2 separate regions of the Homo sapiens genome follow, and region 1 is linked to region 2. Evidence: read pairs that join two places in POLR2A ChIA-PET (ENCODE). Cell type or tissue: OCI-LY7. All regions are shown on one strand. Links, peaks and the distances in the headings refer to the core of each region. The heading gives the core; the rest is flanking DNA. Region 1 has its middle 16 kb from the start of LINC00593. Region 2 overlaps LOC101929129 (a long non-coding RNA gene).

What was found. Peaks named below come from ENCODE experiments on the same cell type or tissue, not always from the same donor. Only the 100,000 strongest peaks of a DNase experiment are listed, where the experiment ranks them.
Region 1: POLR2A ChIA-PET joins it to region 2 with 7 read pairs; 2 of 35 experiments call an interaction of 5 or more read pairs at or near these places.

Annotation. Positions count from the first base shown.
Region 1 is chr15:69,843,328-69,859,128 of GRCh38, reverse strand. No RefSeq gene overlaps it. Among named protein-coding and RNA genes, the nearest start is that of LINC00593, 16 kb to the right of the region's middle. RefSeq lists enhancers at 4,939-6,138, 8,545-9,060, 15,109-15,750. In OCI-LY7, for the core only: no CTCF peak of the experiment used is centred there; no DNase peak of the experiment used is centred there.
Region 2 is chr15:70,005,999-70,021,799 of GRCh38, reverse strand. The region is part of intron 2 of LOC101929129 (a long non-coding RNA gene); the gene reads left to right. Among named protein-coding and RNA genes, the nearest start is that of MIR629, 66 kb to the left of the region's middle. RefSeq lists enhancers at 4,939-4,988, 6,395-6,898. In OCI-LY7, for the core only: no CTCF peak of the experiment used is centred there; DNase peaks (open chromatin) are centred at 5,039, 5,689 and 6,649; H3K4me3 peaks cover 2,180 bases; H3K27ac peaks cover 3,513 bases.

The DNA.
Region 1 (15,801 bases), core at 3,828-11,827, 160 kb after region 2:
TTTCTTTAAAATATTATTTTAAAAAACAGAAATGAGGTCTCACTCTGTCACCCACACTTGAGTGCAGTGGCGCAATCACAGCTCACTGCAGCCTCAAACTCCAGGGCTCAAGTGATCCTCCTCCCTGAGCCTCTGAGCGCTGAGACCACAGGTGTGAGCACCTACACACCAACTAACTGGGTGCTGTTCTATAGTAAAGGAATCCTCTGGGTACCTAGAGTTGAAGACTGCTTGGCCTTTATAGTTTTTCTATTTTGGCCTACTTGGGTGCATAAAATCCCATCACCTGCCTGCCTAATTTGTTCCACTTTTCCAGGGGAAAGAGAAGGTGAAAAAAGACTTGGAGAGGGGTAAAGTAGTGAAAAGCTGGCTGTGTTGGGTTACATGGAAGCAGGCTTTCAACAGTCTCCAAAACAACAGTGGGGGAAATCACACATTTGCTCATAAAACCATAAAGGAGGAGGTGCTTATGCTTTTTACCATTTGGAGCCCGTCTCAAGACACCAAGTGCCCAGCAAGAGGCCAAGCCCCCAGCAAGAGGCCCTGCCTGAGTCCTGCCCATGCTGATCTCCTCGCTGCCCAGAGAACACCCTCCTTGCCCGATGCCCCCAGGCTCTCCCTCTGGTGCAGGCTCGGAGGGGCTCTCGAGGGAGGGGCTGCTCACCCCAGCTAGGGGCAGGCCCAGGCCCCAAGCTGAGCCCAGCTCCCACCCCTCCCAGGGCTTTGCCACTGGAGCCCAGTGAGAAGCAGGAGTGTAGGGGCAGGTCCAAGAACATCCTTCTCCACAGCTTCCCTAGCCAGGAGCTCCAGGACCAGCCTGGCTTGGCTCTCATTCTGTTTCTCAGATTGGTTCTCAGCCACGGGCCCTCCTGTGAGTTTCCTGCCATCTCTCCAGCAAGGACCCTGCCTCATCCAGTCCCAAGCTGTTCTGTGGTTTGCAACTCAAGGACTGCTCCTGGGCAGCATGCTGTGTGTCCTTCACTGCCGCTCTGGCTGCCTTCATTCCCTGACACCTGAGTGATGGCCTTCAGAGACCCTCCTTTCCTGATCTGCACTTCTAATGGACATGGGGTGACCAACCCCTTGGGATAAGCCCCTGGGGGCAAGGGCCTAGTATGTCTGCCTGAGCACCCCCACAGGCAGCAGAGGCTTCCCTCTGTCAGTATCGACCGCCCTGGCTCGGGGAGCTCCTCACTAAGAGAACTGAGGTTTGAAATAGCAGTCCCAGCGGGACCCTTTGATCCGGAGCCTAAGTGCAATTTACAGGAAATGTTAAATAGCCTTTTATCTTTACAACAGGAAGCTGGGTTGTGGCCGAGGGTCCCACATGTGAGGATGCCAGGCTGGTTTGGAACATAAGCCCTGCCTAGAAGATGAGACACATGGTGGGCTGAGGGTCAGCAATGCTGGGAGCCGGCCTTGGCCTCACGCTTGCATTTGTTTATTTCTTTATTTAGTAGGCATTTTTTGAGCTCTCGTTATGTGCAGGTCAAATGCTAAGCATATTTAGATGTGCCTAGATATAGAGACACATTTAGAAAGAACGTATCTTCACAACTGCAGGCTCCCGGAGGTGAGGGCTGGGGTCTCAGCCAGGATCTGAGTGAAACTGCAGAGTGGCTGCCCCTTCCTGGTGTGCCCCTCCACTTCAACCACAAGATGCTCTGAAATTTCATGGCCCATTGGCTCCGTCACACTCCCCAATGCTGGCAACCCAAGCCACTCCTGAAACGCTCAACTCAGAGTTAGCAAAAAAAAAACAAAAAACAAAAAACAAAAAACACGTTTTCTCCTTTTTCTTTACCTCCCATCTGCCCCGGTTCCATCCTCAATGCCAGAAATGGGCCTGGTATATTGTCCCACTCCCTGCATGGGAAAAGAGGGATGGGGAGGACAGCAAGAGAGAGTTGCATTTGAAAAGAGAAGTTTTGTAGGGCCAATGTTCAATCCAAAGGGATGACCGACCAATATGAAGCTGCTAGGCTCCACAGTCCATTTTCAGATTGAATGATGCGGAAGGAGTGGTGTCTTTCCCTGTGCTCAAGTCTGCACCACCCTGAGACCTGGGCAACAGGAGCCAGGGCCACCTCTGGCCACACCGCACCTTGGCGGTAAGGGGTCCATAGGATCCATGGGTAAAAGGGGAGCCAGGGCCACCTCTGGCCACTCTGCACCCTGTGGGGAAGGAGTCCACAGGATATACAGATAAAGGGGAAGTAAAGATCATCATTGCACTGCATAGAAGTGCACTAGGGAAGGGGACCACGAATCCATGGGTAAGGGGGCCCTGCTCACTCCAAGCTGATGGCTTTTCCTTCTAGATCACAAGCTGGAGTCCAGGACCCCCAAATCATGCTTCCTGGGCCTGAGCGAGTCTTCTTCTATATCTGTCTCCCTGAGGTCTGACCACACCACCAATGACTGCAGGCCCTGGGCCCAAGGGGTGGCTCGAGGGGTGGTTGTTTGTCAGGGGAGATGGACTATAGATGGGAATATCCACAGGCATGAAAGTGGGGTGGAGCCAGCATGGGCTGGGATGTCTACTTACCTTCTTGCTCCTGGCCCTGTAAATGTTAGAGGGCTCCAGTCCTGATGCAAAGTACAGGGGCATAACGAAAAGTGCCATCATGTCTGCGCTGTCATCAATGCTTACTGTGGTTATCAATTCACTAAAACAGACTCTCTCCAGCCTAAAATTAATTTTTTTTGAATAAAAGTAGCTTTTTGAGATGGGGGACTTAAATATATACTGAGGGCTGGTCCTGTGTGGGTGCTGGCCTCACAGAGCTTGCTGCTGCTCAGGAAAGATGGGTGTGAGTGAGAAATGCCATTTAAAGGAGATGCAGGATTGCTGTCAGGGGACCTCAACTAGTGTGAGTGATCAGGAAAGCTTTCCTGAGGAAGGGATGTAAGGTTACAGATGGGGAAACTGAGGCTCAAAGGTGCTAAGTACATTAAGCTGAGTGGCTGTGGTGATTAGATGTCAATCTTACCAACTCTGGGAATGATGCCTTTTCAAGTATGAGCGGGGACACCACACACAGGCCTGTCTGTACATAACTGTCAACAATGTATACCCATCATTAGATTTTGGCATATCCTCTGCACATATGCACACACACACACACACACACAAACACAAACACACACTTGCTTCCAGTCTGAGTTTGGTGACAAGTCTGAATGGCAAAGAGACACTGGGCCCTGCCCTCAAGCCATTTGGAAGAAAACTGGAACCACCAGCCAGTTACAATACGTCCTCTGCACGGAGCTTTGAAATCTGAGGCTGGTCTCAGCCAGCCTTTTCCTGCCTTGTGGTTTTTCTCCCCTGGGTCTCCCTGGGGAACCAGGCCCTGCTGTGAGGCTGGATTTGATCAAAGCCCCCATAAACCTGAGCTGAAGCCACAACTCCCCGCATTATTAAAGTGTTTAATAACTTTCCAGGACTCCTCCCTCCCAAAGACCCTGAAAGGCCTCTTGTTCCTATTCACTCTCTGCCTTTTAATGGGAGGAGAAGAGGGGCGGTGGATGGATTTGATTTCCCTCACCGAGTTCACAATCATAATCGCCATGTTGGTAATTTCCATGTTCTGGAAACCTCCTTACAGTATAACAAATGCCCTCATTACCGTGTTTGCCGCCCTTAATGCAGTTTTAAACACGCTGCTCCATTTCAGTCAACCCGCTACGTGGCAAATAAGTTGCTGTTGGAGCTTCCTGTGTGCAAAACAGGTCTCCGGCCTGCTGGGATGCAGAGATTTCAATCTTATCTGGCAAGCAGAGTAATTTGAAATTTAATCATTTTTTCCCCAAGCGAGAATGCCTTATTATTACTTTTTAGAGAAAAGAAGAGACCTGGAAATCACTCTCCAAAATTTGGGGGTGGAGGTGGAGAGAGACTGTACCTGAACTCATGGCCACATCATCAGGGATCACTGAGGCTTCTCATCCAGGCATGGGGCAAGTTCTTGGGTGAATCCCTGTGGCCCTTTCGGCTGCAGGGCTGGAGCAGGCAGAGTTGCCCAGGGCAGAGCCAGTGGGGGCAGGCAGGTCAGGAAGCCGGTGGGCATGCCCTGCAAGGCCTCTCCCCCTACGGACTCTCCCCTCAGCCAGTCTTCCTTGTGCTCAGAATTCCACAGGGAAGAATTTTTTTTCTCCCTTGTTGAAGGCAATCATCTTGAAAAGATACTACAGCATGCCAGGGTTAGCCACCAGGGTCTCGGGGATATCATCCACTTCCCCGACTCATCAAGGAAGTCTGCTTTCACTGCAGCCTGCAACGGAGTGAGAGAAGCAAGAAGAATGCAGGAAGTTTTTGATAAAACCAAATTACGTTTGTGGATCAGAAAGATCAGGAAGAATTTTCCTTAGACGGGCTTCCTGCTCATTACATTCAAACCTGGTAGGGGAGAAACAAGGTTGGAATGTAGTGAGCAGGAAGCTTGTCTAAGGAAAATTCTTGCTGTCATCAGCTATGTATACTTCTAAGTGGGGGATCTGGTTCTCATCGCTGTCTGGCCAAAAAAAAATTCTTTCCTATCTGGAATACACTCCATAATCCTTTGCATGCAATTATGAACGCACGATACATTGACAGCTCATATAGGAAGAGAATCTGATAGACGGTTTCCCAAATTTGGCATCAGTCTTAAAAATTGCATTACCTAAGAGCAATGAGTTATGAAGCTGACAGAAAAGTTCTCCAAATGATCAATAATATAAAATAAAATGCCATGGCCAATCCCAAAAGGAAGACAGAACGGGCCTTCTATTCTCTCTATTTAAAGAAACACAAAATTATTGACATAAGAAGAGAAGAATCAAAGACTATGCAGTCAAAAATACAAGAAAAAAGTGTCTTAATGGCATATCAGTGAACACAATGAAATATAGTGAGGTTTTTTTTTCCTGGATTTTGTCACGTTTGTGTTTTCACCAGCTTTTTAAAATGTGATTTGTGATGTGTTGTGATTTCTTACTCTAATACTCAGTCTCATGTCTAATTTTCTTTTTGGCATTTGACGTTCTTTTTCTTAAAGAGCATCCCAACCAAACCTGGATGCAGTCTAGGCAGAGCAGCTGGGGCCTGCTGAGAGCCTGGATGTGGGTGGGAGAGAAGGGTCGTCAAGGACAACTCCAAGGTTATGTCTTTCCAATATTCAGATAGTAAAAAAGAATCCCCTTATTTATAGAACAATGGGAATAATGAGGTTTTGAAAATGACCTTACTTGGCAAAGGAAACAGTTGGCCTCTTATGCTGGTGTCCCATTATATTGCATTTTGAATGTCACTGATCTGTGAAATCCCAGGTCAGAGCCGGGCAATGCAATGACTGAGCAGGATTCCTGGGCAATGAGTCCTACGAAGTGTCACTGGGCGGGAGGGCTGAGGAACAGAGTTAGGCTCTAAGAAGGGACACAGACTTGGCTGAGTCAGCTGAGCCTTGGAGGGGCCCAGGGCGCAGAGCTAGGAGAGAGTAAGGACTGTTTCCTAAGGGCTGGCCCTGCCTGCGTCTGGTCTCCTCTTTTACAATCGCCAGCTTGGCTTTGTCCTAGCAGCCTGACTCACATATAGATGCTACCTGCTCACACCTTAGTCCCCTTGCCACACCTGCTCCCCTCCAGGCTCCAAACTGGTTGTGGTTCACTCTAAGGGTTTTAATTCTCAGATTGTGTCTCCATTTCGCCTGAATGCCATCTCTTTGGACTCCTCGGCATCTTTGCAGACAGGCAGGGTGGTGTCTCGCTCGCCTCCAGTGCTCTTTATCATCCTAAGTCTCACCCTGGCTGGTGCTGATTCAGGGCACCACCTGGCCCAGGTCACTTGCCCCCTCTGAGCACTGACAGATGACAGCATATGGCAAAGGCATACGAAACTCTCTGCCCCCTCTCCCCAGCCAACGTGAGGTCAAACCACGACCACCTTGGAGGACAAATTCATCCTATTTAAAATCATCGCCAGTTCCACTGAATTCTTTCTGCCCCCCAGGTATGTGGGCAGCTGCCCAAAGATGCTTACTGACCCTCCACCAGTGCCATGCAGTAGATTAATCTGGAACAGTGGCATTGCTAATGTGGTGGTGGGAACACCACAGGTCCTTCAGCACATGCCCTTGTTCAACCTCAGCAAAACAGCCCTCCAGTCCTTGAGCCCTTCCTGTACAAGGAGGAAGTGAACTGAAATTAAATAATTAAAGATTGACAGCAAATACTTCCATGATGCTATTTATGTGCCAGGCTGTTCCAAGTACTGAAAATAAATAAACAGCTTCCTTACCCCTCACATCAACACTGTGATATCCCATTCTGCAGAGGAACCCTGAGAATCGCTCTCATGTACTGAAAATTTACTCTGTTCTGGGCTTGCTAATAAATACTTTCTGTCTGTGCTAACAGGAATCTGAGTCCTTAAGTGCAGATGTATAAGAAACACACTTCTTTATTCCCGTCATCTTAAATCTGAGTCTGTGGTTCAACATTCCAGTGTGGTGAGGAGTTTTATCAGTTATTCTTGCCATCCCATCCCTTATCCCCTCCCCACTAGGGAACTTTAGGTTCCTGCATCTCATGTGTTTCCAGAACTGAAGGAGGGGCCTTGGAGGCAGGCCATCAGGTACTGTTCTGGGTGAGCTCCTAAGATCCCCGGGCTCCCAGCCATTCCCCACCTCTAGGCTGCATGAAGGGCATGGGGTCTTCACTAGGCAGGCAGCTGCCAAGCAAGCGCCAGCCTCCTCGAGTCTTCCCAGGACCATACCTTCTGGAGTTGTGCCATGGTGGAGCTGGGTGAGAACACTCACTGCCTGGGGACCCACCCACTGAAGTCTAATCCCTGCATGGGCCAACTCCACTCTTTTTCCTCTTGAGGATCTCAAAAGCATGCCCTTCTCATTGTTCCTTGCAGGGCACCCAGAGTACCTACTGTAAGGTTGGAAACACAAGTCAAGAGAAACCAAATTTAACACGTGATGATAATGTTATACAAAGCCTGTGTGGCGCTTTCTCATTCTAACCCTCACAGCAGCCCTGCAAGGGGGGTATGCTTCTTATCCCCACTTCAAGGATGAGAAAACCGAGGCTTAATGCTGGTAAAACACAGGCCCCAAAGTCTTACAACTCCTTACGTGTGCAGCAGGAAGTGAATCCAGGTCCGTCTTAATCACACCTCAACGACTCTTCCAGTTTCTATCTTTTGAAAACTACTGAGTCTAACACTGAAAAAACCCCAGGAGCAGGCGTCCCCTCCCCTGCTCTGGCCGGGTCATCCATCAGTGCTCCCCTCTGGGGTCTGCACTGGGCCTGCTTGGGCTATTTTCTGTCCCATTCAGCAGCACAGCTTCCCCTCCCTTCCTCCTCCCAGAAAGAATTGCATCAAAGACTCAAATCCTCTGATTCCACCCAAGAAGAGGATTAGCTGGGCCCTGTCCCAGAACTCTTATGAGAAGATCCCCTCCCATGTGGGGGATGACCACCCCACTAGGGAACCAAGATGTGGGGTGGGACCATGCGGGTGCTCAGGGGAAGGCAACCAGTGAGGATGGGGTGCCTCGAATGGGGAGCTAAGCTGCGGAGGTGGCAGCCAGCCCCCAGGAGCTCCCAGGCTGTGAGTGGCCCTCCCTTCTAATATTTTCTTTGTGATTACAAAGCAGAGTTTCCATGAGTCTGGCAGTTGGAGGGGCTGGGTTTGGCAACAGAGACCCCACTGCCTAATTAAATGGAAGGTGCAGGGAACAGGATAAAGAGATGTGTCCCCCCGCCATGGAGGTGGCTGCCTCCCTTCCTGTGTTACAGCTGGACTCTGCCAGGATGTTTTCGTGAGCTCAGACACCTGTTTTAATTTAGGTGCAAGCCAAGGGGATGCAGCGATGGTGAAGGAGGCTGGCCAAGACAATCCTGGGAGTCCATATTTACCCCCAGCTCCCTCCCCAGTATCCAATGGCTGCAGAGAGTGGGCTTGTCTGGAAAGGGAAGGCCTATTGCAGGAGGGGAAAGGAGGGCTGCTCTGAGCTCAGGTTTGCAATGAGGACTTTTTCAGGGCTGGAATTGTAGGCTGAAATTTTACATCCTCTGGATAAAAATTTATTTTACCAGGAGAAAAATGGAGAAACAAGCCTGCAGAAGGGAAGGGTCTCTCCCAGGTTACAGGGCACTTTCATGGCAGAGTTGGGACCTCAAGATCAGGGTCCTGCCTGTATCCCCTGAGAGTCCACATTCAGTTGGGGGGCAGTGGAGAGGGGATAAACTGAAAGAATGTGGGTGCTGCTGGAGAAACTGAGGGGTGAGGAGAGGATGGGAGGAAGGGCTTTGAATTCAAGAGGACAAAGGGATGGCAGAGAGGCCAGGAAACCAAAGACAGGGTCGCTCCCACCACAGAGGCCCGTCATGCTCAGCTTTGTGCCCTGAGGAGGGAGGTTTGAGGTAGGAGAAACCCTGGGGAGACTATGAGGAGGTCAGTGACTGAAAGGGGCGGTCCTCAATGAGTCAGGCCGAATGCTGGTGGGCTCTGAGACCTAAGAAGCCCAGGCTCATCCCTCCCTTTCGCAGGCGAGGAGACTGGGGCCCTAGGAAAGCAGCCCGCCTGGGACCCTCCATGGGGGAGGCAGGAGGTGCAGGACAGTCCCTCACAGCTCCATATGGCCTGCAAGGGGGCGGTGAGGGCTCCCTGGTGGCTTTCTTCTGTGGAAAGACCAGAGCTTCCTTTTCTCACCTCAATCCCTGCTTTTATTTCCTCCTCCTTGCCCCTGGTGGGGAGGGGCACTGGTTAGACAGAGTAAAGTCAGGACAGTCTCTACGTCAGCTTAATACAGCAGCAAAGTGATGCTATACAAAAAGCTTTGCATAACCAAGGTCTTCCCTGAAGCCTATCTGAGACCTAAAGACCTGAGACCCTCTCAGGGCAGACCATGAGAACTCCTGACCAGAGGCAGGAAGGCTGTCGCCATCCCCGGTGAGGAGAGGAACAAAGAGAAGTGTCCCAGCGATGGACAAAGGGACAGGGAGACAGTCCAGAGTCACATCTATCCATGCAGAGCACCCGGCAGGTGGCTGAGACAAACTTCCCAATCAGCAGGAAAGGACCTACCAGTAACGAAGGGCACAGGGTGACTGAGTGTCCTCGTGGAAATGGGACGGTTCTGCTCTGAGCTCTCATTACACACACAGGTAAATTCCAGCTGGATTACAGAAAATATAGGAGCATAGCTAGGTGATGCCAGGGTAGGAAAGATTCCTTAGCAAGATACAAAATCACAAACCACAAAGGAAAAGGTTGGCAAGTTTAGCTGGCTACAAATAAATAGCATGCTCCCCCCAAAAATTATTTTTAAATAATGAAACATCAAAACAAAGCTAAAAGACAAGCCATTGACTTAGAAAAGACAATTTCCCAACATTTTATATGGAAAATTTCAAATACCTCAAAGAATTGAAAGAATACCCACATCCCCACCACCCGGATCATGGACAGGCAAACTATGGTCCATCGGCCAAATCCCGCCCACCTCCTACTTTTGTATGGTCTGCAAACCAAGAATGATTCTTAAATGGTTTTTAAGTGGTTGAAGAAAAGAAATCTATAGAAGAATGATATTTTGTGGCATGTGAATATTATATGAAATTCAAATAGAAGTGTCCATAAATAGAATCTCACTGGAAACAGCCAGGCCTATTTGTTTATGAATTGTCTACGGCGGCTTTCATGATGCAACTGCAGAGTTGTGTGGTTGCAACAGAGACCATACGGCCTGCAAAATGTGGGAGATACTTACTGTCTGGCCTTTTAAGAAAAGGTTTGCTGACCCTTAACTCTGATTCTACCATCAAGATTTTACAACACTTACTTTATCACGTACTTATGCAGCTATGAAAAGAGATATTTGCAAATGAGCTATGGCAAAAGACTACCACTCAAAACACGTTGAGAAGGAAAGAGTCTGGACTTCCTTGGAGGCAGCCTCAAAGGCACATGAAAAGGACTAATGGGAGGAGTCATGGCCAATTGGCCCCTTATCTGGATTCTGTGTGCATTTGCAATTGTCTGACATTGAGACTATTCATTATCTCTCCTATTATTGTTTTTCTTGGTAATGGACTCGGCCAGTTGAATGTTGCAAACATATTAATTTCCCACAGTGTGTAGTTGTATATTTGGAAGGTTGTTTGACTAGTGTGGACGTTGAGCTCCAGGGAGGTAGGGTCCATGCAGCACTGTTGTGTGCCTGGTGCCTAGCACAGTGTTGGGCATATTTTTGACCTCCACTGATATTTGCTAAGTGAACAAATACATCAATCTCTGAAATGAGAGATGAGTCACCATCCCTGTTTCACTAAGCTATTGCTTTTGCTTCCCTGTTATGGGACTCTCTGGCCCATCCTGTTGCCTGGAGCAACCAGGGGCAGCCTGACCCCCAGAGAGACAGGAGGGGAGGTGCCAACTTAATTAGTCATTTATCTTGGTAGGAGCCGTAGGGATAATCTGGAATGTTCCTTGCACCTGAGGCACTGTCAGACAAGTAAGGACAGTGCACCATTCTCACAAGTTACCATAATGCAAGGAAGAAAGGGAAGCACATCCTTTAGGATGAAGCGTGGGAAAGGTTTTGTGCAGGTGTTAGCTATACCATCTTAGCTTTCTAGGTAGCGCCTGTAAACAAGCTTCAAAATAGTTGCATAAAAGGAAATGTGATTGCAAACAGGCGTCTCAAAATGCATACTATGGTCTACTGTTTCTGAGTAACATTTTTTAAAAGGAATAGAAGAGCAGTCGGTTTAGGGTAGTGAAAAAGATCAGAAAAGCAGTGTAATTGGCTAATTCATGAGAGGCTGGCAAGACATCCAGGCTCCAGATGCCGATTCCTCTGCCATCTCCGAAACAGTGTGTGCTGTTCTTTCGTGGCAAAGATGCCTTCTCCAAGCACTGAAAATTAACTGGGCATAGGCTTGGAGGGGCTGTTTTGGTTACATTTTATTTTTTCATTTTGGCAGGCTGGAGTGTGCTCTGCCTGCTCATCTAACATTCATTAATATGGGAGAGAAGCATACATTAGGTATCTATTATTTGCTTCACTCTGGGCCAACAATCTCATTATTCCTTTTTACAAGAATACAGTAGTTTTGGGCTTCAGGGGCTGCTGGGCAGAAAGGACTTCTGACTGGCCAATCATAATAATCCCACACTCACACTCCTTGCCAGTGACAAGTTTAAGAACGATCAGGTGACTCAATTTGGGTTGATGAGACTTGAGGGCACATCTTCTGAGCTTCTGGGAAAGGTTTCTTAGGAATTTCCTTTTAGGGTGATACTAATGTTTTGGACCTTGATGTGGGTGGTGGTTGCACAATATTGTGAACGTACTAAATGCTGCCGTATTGTACACTTTAAAATGAGTCCTTTTTATGTCATGTGAATTTCACCTTAAGGAAAACGAAAAATGGACATCAAGAAAGGTCCTTTGCATGGCTGGCCTTTTACCCTTGCCATGTGAGGATGCCAGCCTGGAGCTTCAGCAGCCATCTTGTGACCATGAGGACACTAGCCTGGAGACAAACATAGGTAAGCTGAGGATGGCAGAGCAGAAAGATGGAAAGATTTAGCCTTCATAGCATAGATGAGCTGGTGAACTCACCAACCCTGGGCTAGTCTTATATATAGTCTTTGAATATGTTATATGAGATGTTAAATACCTGGGCTATCAAAGCTGTTTGGAGTCAAGTTTTGTGTTACTTGCAGCAGAAAGCACTTCAATTATATATGGTCTGATCTGTTTCCCCCACTCCAAGGGGACAGGGCCCCCATCTCTGTTCAGCACCCTATTCCTACTGCCTATAATCATTTCTAGCACATAGTAGATGCTCAGTAAATATTTGTTGAATAAATGGGCAGGTATTTTACCTAAATTATTTCACTGAAATTTTATAATAACTCTGTGACATAGATGGTACCACTTGACTTTAAAGAAGAGGAAGCTGAATCTTAAAGAGATTCAGTAACTTGCTCAAAGTCACAGAGGAACAAATCCAAGTCTACCCGAATACAGCATTTCTCCTTGTTTTGGTCTGCCACGTGCCCTTCAAGTGCAAGATCATGGATGAAGACGGAGCAGCAGCTCGTGTCTGTGAAACTTATTATGTGGTTAGATAAAATATTTGGCTTTGTAAAAGGGCAGGCTCTAATGGCAGCTCCAAATGCTCACGTAACTTCCATTTGTATGATGTTGTAGACCTTACCATGTAATTAACATCGACCTTCTTGTGGCATTCTTACTGCAGCCCTGTAAGGAGGGTGGGAGGTGGAACTGTTCACATTTTAGAGATGAGGATGATATAGCAAGAGCAGGAGAATAAAAAACAACTCTCCTCCTCCATAATTATGAGAATCCAAAGGGTTAATGGAGTGAAAGTCATCTGTGAGTTGTAAGACACCGTACCTGGTGTGCAATTACTGCTGGAGCATTGGGGAGGGGATTTGGAGAATGAGATGCTCACAACTACAGTAATAGCCAGCAATTGTTAGGTCCCCACTATATGCCAGGCACTGCATTCAGCACTTTACACTGAGTATCTTATTTAATTTCTGCAGCATTATTAAGTCGATATTGTTATTCTAGATTACACATGAGCCAACTGAAGCCCAGAAAGTGATTCTACCAAAGTCACACAGCTACATGTGGAGGAACCAAGACTTGAGTCCAGGCATCCTGACTCCAGTCTGACTTAGTCACTATGCTAAACTGTTCACCTGGTCCTGATCCTTTGACAGGTACCTGTGGTCATTGATGCAACCCATCAAGTAGGAAATTACTACCTTTCCCATCACCTCCAAGGATGACCAAAAAATGGCCCCAAAATGAGATGTGCCTCTATGGAGTGATTTGGGTCCTTGTCTTTCAGCCTGTCATTCCATTATAGCTTTGCTTTTTATTGTTAAATATGATTCATCATAAGAATTGTCCCATTCAAAAAGGAAAATGGCCACCTGTCGGGGGGTGGACCCTCCTTCTATTAACCAGGTACAGATGCTCCTTGACTTATGATGGGGTTATGAGGTGATGTCCCAGTAAGCCCACTGCAAGTTGAAAATATTGTAACTATAAAATGTATTTAATACACCCAACCTACTGAACATCTTGGCTTAGCATAGCCTACCTTAAACTTGCTCAGAACACTTAGGTTAGCCTACCATTGGACAAAGCCATCTAACACAAAGCCTATTTTATAATAAAGTGCTGAATATCTGTCATTTATTGAATTGAATACTGTACATTACATCAAAATTGCAACTGTTTCACATCATCATAAAGTCAATATGTCATGACGTTGCACCATCAGAAGTTGGGGACCATCTGTATAAGTTATCACCTTAGTTCATAGACTACGTAGGTGTAGCATGAAAGAGTTAAACCTCCCTCCCCACACATACACAGGGCACAGGGCTGCTGCGCTGGGTGGGAGGGTGCACTTAAGCAACCTAGAAAACAGCTTAGTATGAATTTGGGTACCATGTATGTAGAAGAAGTAGATTTCCTCCTCCTGTAAATAGCTGGGAAGGTCCACACACACCTCCTACTACCAAAATGCAAAAAAAAATAAAAAAAAAAAAAGAGAGACGGCCATTGTGTACCAGGGACCTGCAGAAGACATAATTGCTAAACTAGAGGACAGTCACACTTTCAGCTTTTGCAGCAGGTCTGAATAGTAGCAAATAGGAGCAAAAGCAAACAAAACTTCAGAAATACAGCTGATGAAGGCCCCGCCCCTGAAGCGTAGCTTTTGCGCAACTTTAGAGTAAGAACTCTTATGCCATTGTCAGGCCATTCCCAATACAGGTGAGGGAGCATCTGCTACAGTGTGGATCGGTCAGAATGGGGGCCAAGGTGGGCATGGAGAAGCAGAGGGTAATCCCCCCTACAGATGACAGAAGGGTGTTCCAGAGCAGTGGTAGGGCCTCACCTTACCAGGCTAAGTAAGGTATTTCTTCCTCACTCATGCATCCTAGGAGGTGAGAGTGCCATTGACACAAGATCCCCACAGGCGCTATAGCTATATATAGTTTGTTATTTTAGATCTATATGTATGTTTAAATGGTTGGTTAGAAACTCTATGCAGTTGATTCTATGGTCTGCATTCAGTCCTTAACTAATTCCCTTTTCTCTTTATAAAACCCTGAGCTTCAAGAATCATTCTTGTCATTATGAAGAGAGGTAATCCAGCCAGGCAGATCCTATAGCAATTACGGTTAAGGATCTGGTACCTACCCGTGGAAAATATTGGTGGACTTGTGAGTTGCTACAAACTAGTTGGATGGCAATTAAACTTAATGGATCAAACTCTTTTATACTTCTCAAGTTGGTCATTCTTATTCTGAAAATATGCACTAATAGCCCAATATATGGTGATGTTCCATGCACATCATTAAAAATAGCAACAATCTGGAAATAAGCTAAATGTCCAATAATAGGGGGTGCTCAGGAAAAGGGGTGCATCTCCTTATTGAACTATCAAGGAGCTGCTAAGAATTCTGCCTATGAAGACTGTAATAATATGAACATGCTTACAATGTAGAGTAAAAAAAAGCACTCAAAATGGAAAGCACATTGATTATAATTCATACAAAATTAAAATCACCCTCTACACTAGAGTGAAGTCAGCACCTGAGCTACGTTCATATAAGGATCTAGGTATTTTTAAGCCTGCTTGCTTATCTTGTGAGGTGAGGTCACAATTTCCATGTGCTGGTTTCCATGAAGGTTTGGGGGAGAAGTGCCCTGAGTGTGTGCACCCCAGAGGGGTGGGGTATTGGGGAGCCTGCATCACCTGCCCCCAACATTTGGATCCCAGCCCAAATTCACAGACCAAGCCTGAAGGAGTGAGAGCTACAGGTGGACACTGGGCACTGTTTTCAAGCAGCGGTCAGCCAGTTGTTCTGGTGTCCGGGTTACCAACTGTCATGTAGAATGGAGAACAGGCGCATTCTCAGCCTTCTTGGCAGAACCCCGCATGGCAGCTTCGTGGCTGGCTGGCTGCATATCCCTTTGGCACCTGGAGGTGTTGCTGCTCTCAGCGGAGGTGACGGTGAGGCATTTTCACCCCGCCTCAACATCTGAGGTCTCAGACATGGACATCACCAGGGGCAACACTAAAACATGACAGATGCTACACAGGATCAAACTGCCTGGCTTGTGAGCACACACGAGACATACCCACAGGACTCCAGGAAGCGTGTGTGTAGATTTGACGGGCAGGGCAGAGCCGGAGAAACAAAGTGACTGCTTGGGCTAGGGTGGCCTGCAGACATCTGAGTGACCTGCACCAAAAAGCCTAGAGGAAAACCTGTCGAAATACTAACAGTGGAAGAGGGAGGAACAAAGGGATTCTGGGCTCCAGAGTAGACAGATGACCTTAGCAGAACCCCTTAGAGATGGTAAATGGGGCGGGGGCGGGGAGGGGGTGTGCTGTCATGTGCAGCAAGAGTCCCTGAGTAGACTGCCATCCCCCTGCAAATAATGACTAGCGACAACCTCATGCCTTCCTCAATTCCCGCTGAGTTCCCAGCGTGAACCAGTTACTGCCCTAGAAACAAGAAGATGCAACCCCCCCAGGACCTCCCAGCCCAACACCACCGCCACCCTCTCACTCTGTGCTGCAGTCACTCGGCTTTCTTCCAGCTCCCAGCCACCTCAGGGACTTCACACGTGTGGTCCCTTCTGCCAAGAACACCCTTCCTTCCCCTCCTCCTGATTCACTTGACTCACGGTTCAGGTCTCAGCCCACACAATGTCCCCTCCTCCACATGGAGCTCATCTCAAC
Region 2 (15,801 bases), core at 4,338-12,337:
AGTAGAGACAGGGTTTCGGTATGTTTTCCAGGCTGGACAGGGTTTCAGTATATTTTCCAGGCTGGTCTTGAACTCCTGACTTCAGGTGATACACCCCTCTTTGGCCTCCCAAAGTGCTGGGATTACAGGTGTGGGCCACCATGCCCAGTTCCTTTATTATCCCTTTTATTGATTAGGATATGCTGGCTTCAAGTAACATAATACCAAACAGATAATGGCATAACCAGTACATATATATATGTGATCTTAGTTGACAAGGCAGGTGGTTCCAAGGCTGGTGCAGCAACTCAACAATGTCAGTGAGGGCCCAGGCTCTCTCTATCCTCCTGCTGTGACATCCTCAGCAGGTGTTGCCCCATGGTCACAAGGCAGTCACCCTGGTTCCAGGCATTATATCCTTCCCAAAAGCATCACCAGCAGGAAGGAAGGGAGAGTGGGAGAGGGCCCAGGGCTCTTTTCTCTTACGTGTCTTCATTCGGGAGGAAAATCTTTCCTGGAGGTTCCCATTTACTTCCTTCCCATCTTGTTGGTTGGAACTGTGTCATTCGGCAACTCACAAGCCTATCACTGGCAAAGAGGAAACGGATTACCATGATGGATTTAGACCCATCACACTTCATCACTTGAGGCTGGGCATGCTGATATCACTTTGATACAGAAATCTGAATGAATATTGAGTAGACAACCAGCAGTGCGAGCCACTCCATGGGCCACCAAGTCTGTAGCTGGCACTGGGATGGGCACAACAGGAATGCAGCCATACTTGACACAAAGCTCCACATTGGGCTGGGTCTCAGGGAGAGGAGGAGAAATTATTGCCCACATCTAATCAGAATCTAGATCACAAGCCATCAAGGGTCATACCTAGATGCTTTTAGAGACACACAGAGGTCTCAGAAACACTACCCTCTCTCCAGCATCAAATGCCCCCAGCCCCACCAAGTACATGTAACACAAGGCTTTGCAGCAAAGAGCCTGCAGGAGGAGGCTGGACTCCCAGCTCAGCCTGAGACTTGCTATGTGGTCCTGGGCAGATTACTTGGCTTCTTTGGGTCTCGATGCCCTCCTCTGAAGGGAACCATACTCGCTCTGTGGATGCCATGTGTCTGGTGAAGGCCTTCAGATGCAGAGAATCATCTGGGAAGTTACGATGCAGGTCAGGGTGAAAAGGAGATTTGATTTGTAACACAACTTAGGAGTGGGGCTCTCGGGCTCCTCAGCAGTCAACAGCAGGTTGGACCTGGTGTGCTTTTAAGGTATCTTCCAACTTGGATGTGCTGGGATCCTGTGCCCAGTAAAGTAGTGAAGTAGTCGCCACTTGGATTCAGATTCATGCTCTGCCACATACAAGCTGTGTGACCTTTGGCCACGTTGCTTAACCTCTCTGAGCCTTAGTTTTCTCATCTATAGAAGTAGGGACATCTACAGAAGTAGGGACATCTACAGAAGTAGGGATACTTAAAAGATTGTAATGGTTGAAATAATGTGTGTGACGCCCTTAAGGGTGCCTGGCACACTGGTAAGTGTAGGGGAAACGTGGACTATTATTGCTGATATATTATTTTATATCATTCTTACAGCAACCTCATGGTTTAGCGATTATCGTCCCATCTATTGCCCTTATATGTGAGGCTCTGGGTGACAATGAGGACCTGTCTACAGTTCTTCATCCAGTACAAAGGCAGAATTTGAATCCAGGTCTTCTGACTCCTGACTCTTCTCCTTTCTACTGCACTCTGTTTCAGTCTGGAGAGAGATAGTACAGCAAAGATGGGGTGAACACTCAGAAGGGGGGGCAGAACACACACACACACACACACACACACACACACACACACACACAGTCTGCCCGTGCTAAGGTCTCAGCGAAATTGTAAAGAATAATAACAGCTAGTCTGCTTTTGTGTATATGAAAGCCTCCCAAAAGGAATTGTTCTTATCTCCATTTTATAAATGACAAAATGATGTTTAGAGAGGTTCAGAAATATGCCACACAGTTGTGCAGAGTCCTTGATCTGTCAGGTTCCAGGTCCCAAATCCTTGATGCTGGGCCAGGCTGCAGTAAGTCAAGCTGGTATGGCCTTTCTGGGTCCCCTCTGGCTTTCCAAGCCTCTTTTCCTCACCAGTCACTCCCAGGTCCCAGGGCACTTAAGCCAGCACCTCACCCTCTCTGTCCAGGAAGCCTCAGAGCAACCAGCGGCCCTCTCCCTTGGCCTTTCCTGGAAAGGCCCTCTGGGTCCGTCCCTGCAGGAGCCTCCTCCCTCCTAGCTTGTGCCACCTCCTGATGTTGAGCTGCTTACAAGTCACACTAGCATCATGAATGGTGCGAAGTGTGTCATCACCCCTGCCTCTGCTTCCGTCAGAAACCTTAGTTGTAAATCAGCAGAATCTTCTGAATATCCTTAATCCAGAGGCTAGATCTAAGGATAAGAATGGCAGGGATCAGCAGGCAGTTGAGGAAGATATCTGGGCTGGAGAGTGGCTGGGGCAGTCTTCAGGTCATGCCTGGAAATAACCTCTTGCACAAGTGGATCCTGCCTAATTTGCTGAGTGCTTTCACCTGCATTCCCCTGCTTGCGCCTCCAGCTCCCCTGTTCAGGAGGCTGGGCAGGTGTTGCAGGCCCATCTACCAGATGCAGAAACCAGGGCTTACCAGTGCCTAAGATCACAGAGCTGGTAAGAGGAAGGTTCTTCAGCCCCAACCCTGAGCATTTTCAGTTCCCCAGGGGCTTTGTCTAGGTAGCATTGGGGCAAGCACTCCGTCCAAAAACCTTCAGCCCCAAGATGTTGGAGTGTCACTTGGACGGTTTGCTCCCTGGTGAGGGGTCTGGACTTGGCTCTTTCTCATGCTGGCATAGCCTGTATGCATGAAATATCTGTGGGGGAGAAAGCAGGGTTTACTGGTTGGGGAGCAGCTTCAGGGAGCTGGTGGTTCTCAGAGAGGTTTGCCCAGCCCTCTCACACCAGCACATCTGGCTGAACTGTCCTGAGCCCAGCATTCTGCAGCAGGTAAAAAAGCAAAGCAAAAGTTCATGTCAGCCAAACGCGGTGGTTCATGCCTGTAATCCCAACACTTTGGGAGGTCAAGGCAGGTGGATCACTGGAGGTCAGGAGTTTGAGACTATCCTGGCCAACCGTCTCTGGTGAAACCCTGTCTCTACTAAAAATGCAAAAATTAGCAGGGCATGGTGGTGGAGGCCTGTAAACCCAGCTACTCAGGAGGCTGAGGCAGGAGAATTGTTTGAACGTGGGAGGCGGAGGTTGCAGTGAGCTGAGATTGCACCACTGCCCTCCAGCCTGGGCAACAGAGTGAGACTCCATCTCAAAAACAAACAAACAAAACATTCATGTCAGCCAGCAAAACCTGGAGCCATACACCAGCTCTGATTTTCCTTTCTGCCTCCTATCTTAGACCCTTGGGTTGTGGATATTGGTGCTGTGGAGGCCTAGGGTCCAGGCTTGGTCATTTACCCTCTCTGGGCTCTATCTATAAAAACAGGGTACTTGTGTCTCCAGAAAGCCCTTCTTCACCTCTACAGCCCCTCCTATCCCCTCTGCCCTGCCCTCCAGGTCTCTCTGTCACACACACAGACTCACACTCTCAGGTGCATTCACAGAAAAACACACAGACAACATATGCAGACTCACACACAAACATAACACACACAGGCACATTTACATACACAAGCAGGGACACACTTATACACACACCCACAGACACACAGACATATGAAGACAACATTTCTTGTGCCACATCTGCTCTCAGTCACAGGCTGGAATTTTGTAGAACTGACCTCAGTGTCCCGGTTCAGTGATCCTCAAACATGACTCCACATTAGAATCCTCTGGGAGCTTTTAGACCACACCCCAGACCCATCACATCACAATCTCTACAGGCTGCTTCCAGACATCAATATTTTTTAAAGCCCCTAGGTGACTTCAATGTGCAGCCACGGTTGAGAACCAGTGACCCCCAATTTATTTCCTCACCTGGGAAGGAGCCCCCTAGAGTGAATTACAGAGAGGCACCCCAGCACCAGATGCAGAACTCACATTTCCAGGCCCCATCAGTCTCCCTCCAGCTTGCCTAATCAACCCTTGACCCTAATTGCCCACAGCAAGGGGCAGAGTTCCATCACCACCAGCCAAACCTCTACTGCCACTTTAGGGAGAGAACTGAGCAAGAATCACTTTCTTTCATCCACGTGTTGGGGAGGGATGTTTCTCAGATTGGAGGAGACCACCTGCATGAGAATTCTTGAGAGCTTACTAAAATGCAGATTCACAGGCCCCAGCACACACCAGCTGAGTTGCAGTCTCTAAAAGCTGTGCTTGAAGCCTGCTGGTGACACACGGTAGGCTAGTCTGAGAGTCAGAAGACCAGGGGTTGAGTCCTAGCTCTGTCCCTGACTTGCTAGGTCACTGTTGGTGGGTCTGGCCTCTTATCTGTAACCTCTTGGGGAGTCTCATGAAAAGCAACAAAGTCTGTCTGAAGGAAGACTTTGCAGGCACAAGAGCGCTGTATAAGTCGGTTACTTTATTGTTATTGTTGGTTTTGTGCTTGTCATTTACACTCTCTGGGTCCTGCTATGACCTGACGCCTCAGTGAATGAATGCGGGTGGAGAGCTGGAGGGCTGATAAGCCCTGGAGATGCTGTAAAAATAGCCACATGCTGGTCATGCACAAGGTGTGGGGTGAGAGTGGTGTATCTATCAATGTCTCTGTGCCCTGCAAAGCAGGGATGATGAGCAAGGCCCTGTAATTATTATAGGGATGTTCTATTGCTCCAGCGAAGCCTGGACTTGAATGAAGTCTTGGAGAGAGGGAAGAGGAAGGCAGAGGAAATGGAACATTTTTGAGCACTAGCTACATACTAAGTAATCCATGAGGCACTTTCACGTATCAGTGCATCAAGTTCTCATGCTCAGTTTTACCCCCATGAGGTGAGAAAATGGAAACCCCAGAAGAGAAAACAGAAACTCAGAGTTACGACCTGTCCCGAGTCACTCAGGCAGCAATGGCAGGGCTGGGGTTAGAACCCAGGAAGGTCTGTTTCCTGAAGCCCCGGGTGTTCCCATGTACCACATGGCCCTCCACTGTATGAGAGCTTGCAGGCTTCACAAACAGCCTCTCAGCCTGCTGGAGGTGTCCAGCCTGAAGCCCAGAGCCCTTGAAGGATCTTTGCCCATGTGATGTTGGGGGATCACCCAGCCAGACCCCTGCCCTGCGTTCCCTCAGCTTTCTGGGGAGGATGAGAACATCTGAAGTCAATCGCATTCTAACAACACAGGGTTTCAAAGATAAAGATCAAAGGCAGAGGAGGTCAAAGAAACCAATGTCAGATTCCCCCCAGATTAAAGCAAAAGGAGCCGCACTCCCTGCAGGCTGAAGTCTCCAGGACGCCTGCCTGGAACCCGAAAAACTTCTCCAGCCTAGACTCTCAGCATCTGTCAGCTAGTGCTGTGGTAACAGAGGGCAGGTCACAGATGGACAGAGTCACACAGAACGGGTCAGGGAGTCCTGAGAGGGAGAGAGAGAGAGAGGGACAGAGATGGAGAGAGACACACAGGGAAAGCAAGACACAGCGAGCCAGACAGAGATGTTCAGAACGAGGCAGAGAAGAGAGACAGAGAGAGAGAGAGAGAGAGAGAGAGAGAGAGAGAAAGCAAAACAGAGAGCCACAGATGCAAAGTGAGGTATCGAGGCATAAAAATAGTGTCGGAGTAAAGCAGAGGCCAAGCCAGGCTGGGAGAAATCCTGAGCGCAGGACAAGGCTGGCCCCGGAGGCATCAGTGTGCTGTTGTGCAGGCAGAACTTTCCACTGATCACACCCCCTGCCCGTCAGCCCATCCTTGATCTGCCGTCCTTTGCCTCCACGTGGAGGCTGGCCTGATGTCTAGATGGAAGGCCGAGGCTCCCAGGCAGAGGCTGGCAAACAACCCACCAAACAGGCTGGAGGGGCCCCCTGGGGGTCAGGAGGGCTGCGGGGACCTGGGTCCTCAGGCCCCTTAGAGACTGGAAGCCTCCCACCCCCTACTCTGCTCATGGCCTGGCCAGACCTGCAGGGCCCCCATGGTCCCAAGCCCTCCCGCTGTGGCCTGTGCCTTACTTTCTCCCCTCTCCCTGTGTGCACCAAACTTGTGAAGCCCAAACCAGCCTTCCCCTCCTCCAAGAAACCCACTGGGATTTCTCCAGGCTTCTTTTGTCTGCATTGCAGCCTCATGGTTCAGTGATGCAGTGTTTGTGTTCTAAATGCCGTGCACAGAAGTTCTGTGTTCCCTCTTTCCATCTCGATGTCAAATCCTCTTCCCTTTCCTCTTCCCTCCCCTCCCCACCCAGGCCTCATGGCATGTGCACTAAAAGGCTTCCATGAGGTTCTGAAATGTGCTCTTTTCATTCAGAGAGTGCTCATTCCTTGACTGCCTTCAGCTGATCCTCAGTTCGGAGGGTAGGAAGCAGAGGACAGCGTCGTGCCCAGCCGACCGGGGAAGGAGGCCCAGGCAGGAAGCTTGTGGAGCTAGCAGAGCAGGTCTGAGGCAGGCTCAGCTCTCAGCCTTTTGTTATGGACTGCCCCCTGCCTCCAGCCTCTCTTCCTGAACCTCACTCAGGGCAAGAGTTGAGCATCTGCATTAGGCGGAGGCGGGGTTATTCCACCTTGCTGGCCTGGCTCAGACCTAAGAGCCTCATCCCCACGGGCCCAGCCTGCAACCTGGCCTGAACCTGCTCTCTCACTTCCCTTTCTCAGTGGTCAGCACCTGCTGAGCTCCCCACACCCTTGTTCCCACCCCTGCCAGGCACACCCTCTTCCTTTCCCCAGAGGCCTCCTTCTGGGCTGGTCCTGCTTGGCCAAAGCCAGAGGCAGGGCTACTCAAAGTCCAGTGGGGGGAGAAATGTGAACCCACAACCCACCCAGAAGGAGTGAGAGCCAGGCCATCGGGGACCCCCACATTCGCAGCAGTAGTTTCCCCACCAGACTGAAGTGTGTCTAGGGCTGGGGCCATGCCTGCTGGTCTCTGTATCTCCCAAGCCTAGCCCAGGACTTGGCACTTAGTGGATGCTTGGACAATTGCTGAGCAGGTGAAGAGGGTCCAGGCAAAAGACTGAAGCCCTGACAGCTTCGAGCTTCCCTGCCTTCCTTCCTGCCATCATGATGCCAATGACAAAGTGATGCAAAATAAAAATATCACTGAGCAAAGCACGAACAGCGTCACAGCTGATACCCACAACAACTCTGGTGCCCAAGGCACAGGAGGCTTGGTGACTTTCTCAAGGTTCCCCAAGCCAGTGAGTGGGGAGGGCACAGTTGGACTCTGAGTGTAAGCTCTTGGGCACACTGCTGGACCCCAGGAGAGGCGGGTTCTCACAGCTCCCCTGTGACCTGAGGTGAGTTCCATTTCCCCTCCGAGCTTCAGGCTCCTCGTGTGTGAAATGAGGTCTGAACTCCTTGGGTTCTTCATTCCCTTTTCTCGGTTAACATTTCCTAATAATTTAAGGGAATGAGATCACCTCCACCTCCCTTGATTAAGATTCATGCAATAGTTCGAGGCAAGACTCCTACCTTCAAAGATCTTACAGTATAGTGGGGGTGAGACATAGTCTATCTAATATTCAGACAGTGGGGCTGTGGAAGCCTCAGGGAGGGGAACTGGAGGCCTTCCTGGAGGAGGACGGGATGGGGTGGGCCCGCAGGGAGGAAGCATTTGCCCTGTGGATTTGTCAGGAGGGGAGGGGTGGGTGTGAATGGGAGTGTAGTTGAGAGGAAGAGTGCAGGAGGAGGACACCGGCCAGCTGGAATGGAGAAAGCCATGAGTTTCTAGCAATTTCCTTTTCCAAGCCCCTCTTGCAAGTGAGCATCTTTAATTTATTAAGGGACTGATTTGAAATCATCCTCCCTCTCTCCCTGCCCACACTCCACCCTCCACTGCCTATATTTCCCCTGACCATAAATTTCTTTTTAATGACAGTTTAGAAAATGAGCAAATCTCTAGTGACACTTTTATCACCCCCAGGATACTTTTAATAAGAGGTTTCGGTAGATTGCATTCTGGGAGTGGGGGGAGGGGGAAGGCAAGACGGTAGCTTCACCAACCTGCGCAGAGCTGTTCTCCCCGGTCCCAGCCCTGCAGCCCCCAAAACCACCCCTCTCCACCCCACCCCTACCTGGAGGCACCCCCTGACCTAGGACTGCAAATCCCTGGGTTCTAGCCCCCATGCTGACAATCCACTCACCTCGTAGCCTTGGGCACATCCCTTTACTCCTCCTCTCCCTCCCTCTCTCATCTGTAAAATCTTGCCTATGTGCAAGAGATAATTAGTGCAGACCTATTAATAATGGTTAAAAGCAATTAGCTGCCGACACTTGGTGCCACACCTAGTTACTCAGACTGGCAAATCGGGCCCCAGAATATTTCTCAAACTACAAACAGGGCCAGCTCAACTGGATTTGAAAGCATGGCTCTAACCACTCCACTGGTCACTGGGAAGTGTGTGTTGCAGGCCTCTTTTTGTGCTCACTCTATGTTAGATGTGAATGTACTGGAAAATCCATGCGGCACCTAAAATGTGATGTCTCCTTCAAGAGTTTTCAAATGAGCTGGGCAAGCAAGAAAAGCTGCCCAGAATAAGGTTGTGTCGGAAAGATAGCCTGACAGGGCTAGGAACAGGGTGGGGCAGCACAGGGGCGGCCCATGATGGATCCCTAGAAAGGGGAGATTTATGACATGGGATTGACTGGGAAGGGGAGGATCTAGAGGGAACTGTCACAGTTCAGGAGTAACAAAAATGCTGAACAGAAGCCATGAGCAAGGCCTGGGAAAGAGGGCCATTTAAGGAAAATCAACAGGATTTGGGGGCTGGCTGGATATGGGGCATGTGAGCCTTGAGGTTTGGAATAAAGGCAACGGGAGGTTCACAAAGAAAGGCAACCCTGGAAGATGGCAGTCCATCATTGAGTGACCTGTAAAATGATTCGGTCCATTTTAAAACACACAGAAAAAAAAATTGTTTTCTTTAAGAAACACACTGTTGAGGGCAATTTGAATTACAGTTAGTCTGGGAAAGGTGACTCAAGCCTGTAATCCCAGCATTTTGGGAGGTTGAGGTAGGAGAGAGTCACTTGAGCCTAGGAATTCGAGATCAGCCTGGGCAACATATTAGATATATATTAGAGACCCTGTATATATATATATAAGGCATATATATGCTTAAAAAACAAAGAGGGGTTAAAAGTTAACTGAGTAAAAAAGTAATTTGGGTGATCTGCGTGCTTAGGGATCTTGACATTTACTGAGCACCTACTATGTGCCATTCACTGTGCTTTGCACTTTGAGGAGCTGGTGCACTGGAAGAGTTTATTGCTGTGTACAACTTTCTAAATGAGAGCTATCCTGCTTCTTATCTTTGTTATTGAGCAGAAATCATTATGGCCATGGATAGGAAATGAACATTTAGGGCATAGAAAATAATGATAGTAGCTAATAGCTCTTGAGTACTTACAAGGTGCTAGACAGTGCTCTAAGTGTTTGCATGTGTTAATTTGTTTAATGTCACAAAAATCCTAGAAGGTAGGTGATATTATTATCAACCTCATTTTATAAATGAGAGGTTGAGTGCCTCTCCCAAGGCCACACAGTAACTGCCAAGTCAGGGTTTGAACCTGGTAGCCTGACTCCAGTGCTCACGAATTCAACTACACTCCAGACAGCAGCATCTTGTCTGTTTCTAACCCTGAAGAGGAGTCAGTAGCAGTGGGGGTGACTTTAGAGAAGGTTCCAAAGGGTCCCCTGAGAGCAGACTGTCTCTGAAGACAGGAAAGTCTTGAGGGGAACCGATGTGAAGTCTGGATTATCAGTTTCTCACCACACAAAGATGCAGGAGAAAAACCTGGGGGGCTTTAACTGCCTTTCTCAAAGGGCTGCAGGCAGGGGCCCGAGGGTATGCCTGGCTCATAAGGTGTTCCTGGCCTGGAAGCAGAGCTGGCACCAGGAAACAGAAGTCTGGAGAGGGAAGATTAAATTCCATTTAACCTTGAATTGGAGACACATACACTGAAAGAGAGGTGGCTCTCGTTCCGTTTTTTCTTTACATTTGCTCTAAGTGTATTTGAAAAGGCCTGAACACAGGACAGAGGATGACACAGGAGTGAGAAGCTATAGTTTTGCTACCCAGTGTCTGCAGGGTGCTGGGCACACCACTGGCCTTGCTGAACCCCGGTCTCCTGGCCTGCGAAATGCAGCAAAGCATCTTTATCTCAGAAAGCGGGGAGCCTGCAACGTGTTTAGCTCCTGGCCCAGATTTGGCCTTCCGTATTCTGTAATTGGTAGCTATTATTATTATTATGGCTATAACTATAGATCATTAATTTACAGTTTAAAAATGCTTCACCTATTTCATTTTACACTATTATTTTACTGAAGAATTAAATTTTTATGAGAAATTCTCCTAATTGGCTGGATTCAATGTCATCCCTGCTTCTTGCAGCACAGACTGGCATTACCAGCCATGACATCTCTCTGCCCACCGGGCCCCTCTTCTTCATCTCGTACCATCTACGGAGGGTCAACTCTGTGCCAGCACCGTCCTGGGTGCTTTGCAGATGTTCTCTTCAATTCTGAAGACAGCTCTGCAGACAGGACTTTTTCCCTACCTTGCAGATAAGGAAGTGGAGCCTCTGAGAGTTTGGATGGCTTGCCTGAGGTCACACAATTAGGAAACACTGAGCTGGGATTCAGGACCAAGCATGTCTGTCACTAAAGCCCAGGCCTCCCAGCTGGCAGATCCAGGGCTTAGGGGATTCTCTAGAATGGAGCTGGCTTTGCACAGTGGAGACAGTGACCAGCTAACGGCCCTCCCAAGGACAATATAAGCTCTCCAGAGATGTTTCCCTTTGGGCTGAGCAGCTCCAAGAAACCCCAAAGAAGCATTAACCAGGGGGATGCCACCTCCACTCACCAAGTGTCCCCCAAATGGCAAGGGGAGCCAATTCCTTCTCTGGAATCCCCATGTCCTTGTCTCCCTGGCTCCCATCCTGGGCTTAGTTGCCCATGTTCAAGGGACCAGATGTGATGCAGGGAATGGAGCCATAATAATCCCTTATACTTGCCTGGCCCTTGTAATTTGCAAGAAGCCATTTCACATACCCCATGGCCTCTGAGCTAACAGGGAGGTGGTCACCCTGTGAATAAGAACACGGGTCCTTGGGGCACACTAACTCAGGTTCAAGTCTCTCTTCCACCCCTTCCTTGCTGTGGAGCCATGGGAGAATCGCTTCACCTCCCTAAGCCTTGCTCTCTTTACCTGAGGAATGGGGAAAATACCCGCTACATAGAATCTTTACGAGGGTCCACTGAGGCTATGCATCTATACATATGCATTATGTTTATTTACATAAAATCTCTCTATTTACATAAGTCTCTTAGTAGCCCACAAATAAATAATAAATACTGATACATGGTAATGCTTTAATACATTCATGTTAACTAAGCATAGCCACACTCAAAGGAGGATGATAAGAACTATTTTTTAAGCCAAGACCTCATATTTTGTTTTATTTTCCACTTTGATCATCAACTCACCTACGAGACTGTAAGGCCTGTGAGGCCAGGGCCATGTCTGTCTGCTCAGGACTCCCCTGAAAGCACTTAGCTGAGCCAGGGGCTCAGCTAATCCTTGTTTGAACTAACTACCTTGTTTAATCCTCACAACAGCCCTTTGAAGTAACAGGTATTATCATCCCCATTTTATAGATGAAGAAATGAAGTTTCAGAGAGATAAACAGGGTCGCAAAGCTAGAAACGGTGGGATTAAAGTTCAGACTCAGGTTCCTGACTCATGAATCTGTGCCATGAGCCACATCATCCTGCCTGGGAGTGATCTTTCTCTTGACAGACGGAAGACTAGAACCCCACTTCCCAGGGCTTCACGCCCTGAGTGCCCCCCATCACATGAGAGAATGTGGGTGGGGTGGCCCCAAGGCCCAGCCGCTCAGCTTTCTGGGGAGCACCAATTGGTCAGTTGCCTGAGAGGTCCCGCGATAAAAGCTTGCGGATGAGGAAAATGACAGTGCCCATCACATCCATGTCTCCACATGGCAAGACTTAAAGCAGTCCGGGGACACCACACACTTCTGTTTCCCCAGGGAGCCCTTCCTCATGGAGCTATTTCCTCCATAGAAGGGAGCCCGGCCATGCCGGGGGTGCTCATCTGTTCAGGAGGGAGGGCAGTGGGCTGCCGTGAACTGCGGGAGCCACAGGAGCTGCAGCCCTGGTCTAGGCCAGCCAGCCTCGCTCTCCCTGGAGTCTGGAGGGAAGCTGTCCTTGGGAACCCATCAGGCCTTATGTTAACTATCAAGTACTTGATAGTAACTGTTACTTTGCTGGCCTCAGGGAGCTGGAATCACTGGTTGAAGACCATTTGCCCCATGAGAAAAGAAGCAGGCATTGAAATCCAGACCTATCTGACTCCAAGTCTAGTGTTCTGGGGCCTTCCCTAGCCTCAATCTGTGTATTTATGATCAAGTGCAACCCAAGAGGGCTCTACTGCACAGGGACATCCCCTTGAAGCTACTGCCCCCTTGCTCAGAAGGAGGGTGCTGAGGGCCTCAGGAGAGGAGGGGGTGTCACTCAGGGGGAAGAAGAGGCAGAAGGAGGCTGAGTGCTGTGAATGTCATGCTCTCCTTCCCAGCACCTCAGTCTGGCCAAACATGTTTTTCTGGCTTCTGGTAGTGCTGGGGAGGTGGAGGCTGAGAGGTTGTGTGTGTGTGTGTGTGTGTGTGTGTGTAATAGCACACTAGATTGGGAGCCTAGGAACATGGCTCTATTCCCAGGCCCTGGTGCAAAGAAGGCAGGGGACCTGGAGAGTCACACTTCCTCATCACACTCTGTCGCATCAGGAAGGCTAGCTAGGTGCCGTCTGAGGTCCTGCCAGCAGCCCCACCATCTTCCTGAATTGCTAACCTGAACAAAGACACAGATGCTGAAGCCTGACTGCCTGGGTCCAATCTCAGCTCTGCTACTGAGCAACTGTGTGATTATAGGCAAGTGAATTAACCTCTCTAGGCCCTCAGCCTCTGCTACGAAACAGGGATAATGACAGCCCCTGCTCTCGTGGAGTTGCTGTGAGGATTCAGTGAGTAAATGCATGTAAATCAGTAAATGCTCAGCAAATAGTCACTACCATTATCATTACTAGCCAGAGCCTTTATCCACAATCCTGAAATCCCAAACACTCTGAACACAGAAAGCTTTTTGAAAATTCATTTGGCAACTATTTTAAGTCTTTATTTATCCCATGGACTGTGAATATTCATTAGTTTCCCTGCAGAAGTGTTAGTGAGTTTGATTACAGGACACTGTCCCAGATCATGCTGGGGTGACAAAATTGTGGCATATCCACCATATTCCATTTCTGAAATCCAAAAAGTATTCTAAATCTTGAAACACTCCCGGCCTCAAGGAGTTTGAATAAGGTATTATTGCCCTGAGCTCTCTCTTTCAATTCTTTCAATAATCCTGAAAAGTAAATGCCCTTTATTCTCATTGTACAGACAGAGAAACTTAGGCTTGGAGAAGTTAAAGAACATGTCCTGGATGCCATGGCAGGTACACAGCAGGGCCCAGACTCAAGTCCTGACCTCTGACTGCAGACCTGATGGTGTTCCCCTCTGCAGGCCTCCTAGGTGGTCAGATTCCCAAGGCTCCCGAGAGCCTGTGTCTGGTTCAGTGCTGTCCCTCAGAGAGCTGAACACACCCCCTTGCCCAGTGAAGGTCCATCGAATGAACAACAGCATCCATGAGCAAAAGACATGGAATCCTCTTGGATGGGCAATCAGCTCCCCAAGGAGACTTGGAGAAAAAAAGGTGAACTCAATGAGAACTGTTCCCCTAGGAGCCTCCTAAGGTGCCCTGCCATCTGTGCCCAAGATGGAGTCAAGCTTAGTTGGGTCCGTTTCTGGCTCTGCCCAAGCTCACTTGCAACCGGACCCTAAGCCAGTCCCTGACCTGCTTGAGCCTGCATTTCATCATCCCTGTGGATGAGGGTAATAACAATTCTACCTCATATAGCCACTGTACTTGGCAGGGTCTTGGGGGCAGATTTGGTGAGGGGACCCGGGGCCTGTAGCACTCAAGGACAGCTGGAGCTGAATTGACCAGCTTCTTTTCCCCGGGGACTTCCTGCCACCTTCTCCCAAACCCTGGGAAAATGTGCTCCTCCAGCCACCTATGAGGAAATTCCCAGTGCCCAGAACAGGATCTTGCAAGCTACAGTTGAGCCTCCTCTCTGCAAGGCCTTGGAGTCATAGCTTCCTCCTAGGCTCCAGGGAGAGCGAGACGAAAGAGACCATGGCCACAGCACCCGTGCCCCTTGTCCACCCAGCTCACTGCAGCCCACAGCTGCCCTTCCTTCTGCCATGCACCTCCAGCAGGTGCTCCCTTCTGCAGAGTAAAGAGCCCCATAAGGGGCTTCCCTGGAGACACAGAAAGTGTGTGCTGGCCCCAATCTGCTTTAGCTCTTGCCTTCTGGAGACATGGTCTCAGTGGGCACAAGGTAACTTTGGACAGGTTTCCAGTTTAATAAAAGAAAGCTGTTTCTGTTGTCAGTTGAGCCTGCAATTCCTGCTTCAAACAGCCCCTTGAACCTGTTTTTCCTACATGTTGGGGTCCCCCAGGGGCCTTCCCCACTTGCCCACATGCCAGAACCTGGCTCCTCCTGACCATGCTTACCCAGCATTCGCTGCAAGGCCCTGCCTGCCTTCCCTCCCAATTCCACTGTTGAAATACAACATCCATCATGTTTCATTTGCCTAATAAGCCTCAGTCCCCATTCTGCTGGGTGATTAACCAGTCAGAATACCATGAGATCCCATCCGGCGCTTGGCAATCGCCACGGGAGGGGCAACCTTCCTCCTTTTGCTACCACCACCCCTCCCCGCATCTTTCTTTTCAAATGACCATGTGATTCCATTAAGTTCCGTGTGCAATAGCAATCATTCTGGAAAAACTGATTGTGACTCTCTTAATGACTGCTTGGTCGGATGTTAATGTAACGGGGGAAAATTTACACTGTCCTGCTTGCTGCAGCCAGAGCTGAAAAGGATTCCAGGCCAGTGCAGGTGGGGCATGGATGCAGGGAGGTGGGGCATGGATGCAGGGAGGTGGGGCATGGATGCAGGGAGGTGGGGCATGGACGCAGGGAGGTGGGGCATGGACGCAGGGAGGTGGGGCATGGACGCAGGGAGGTGGGGCATGGATGCTGGGAGGGTGGGGCATGGATGCAGGGAGGGTGGGGCATGGATGCAGGGAGGGTGGGGCATGGATGCAGGGAGGGTGGGGCATAAATGCAAGGAGGGTGGGGCATAAATGCAAGGAGGGTGGGGCATAAATGCAAGGAGGGTGTGGCATGCACCTATGGCTGATTGGCAGAATTTTATTAACAAAGTAATGTCTGTGTTTCTTAGAAAGGATTTCTCCACCTGTCAGGGGTGTCTGGGAGGAGCATGGTCATTCCCCACCCTGCTTTGGGGGCCCTACCCCTGGTGGCAGGGCTGGGGCCTTGCTTCCTTGCCCTGGCTGTGTGCCCTAGGACATATTACCAGAAGGACATATTAGGATAGAGCAGGAGATCCAGTCAGAGGTCAAGAGCTGACCCTGCTCTGCTGTAGCTGTGTGACCTTGGGCTAGACACCCACCCTCTTGGCAGCTTCCCACCGGAAATTAGTACAAGCCTGTGCCCTACCTCCCGGAGGCACTTTTGAGGCCAGAGGCAGACATTGCCAATCCAAGTAGCCATCCCCTCTGCTCCCT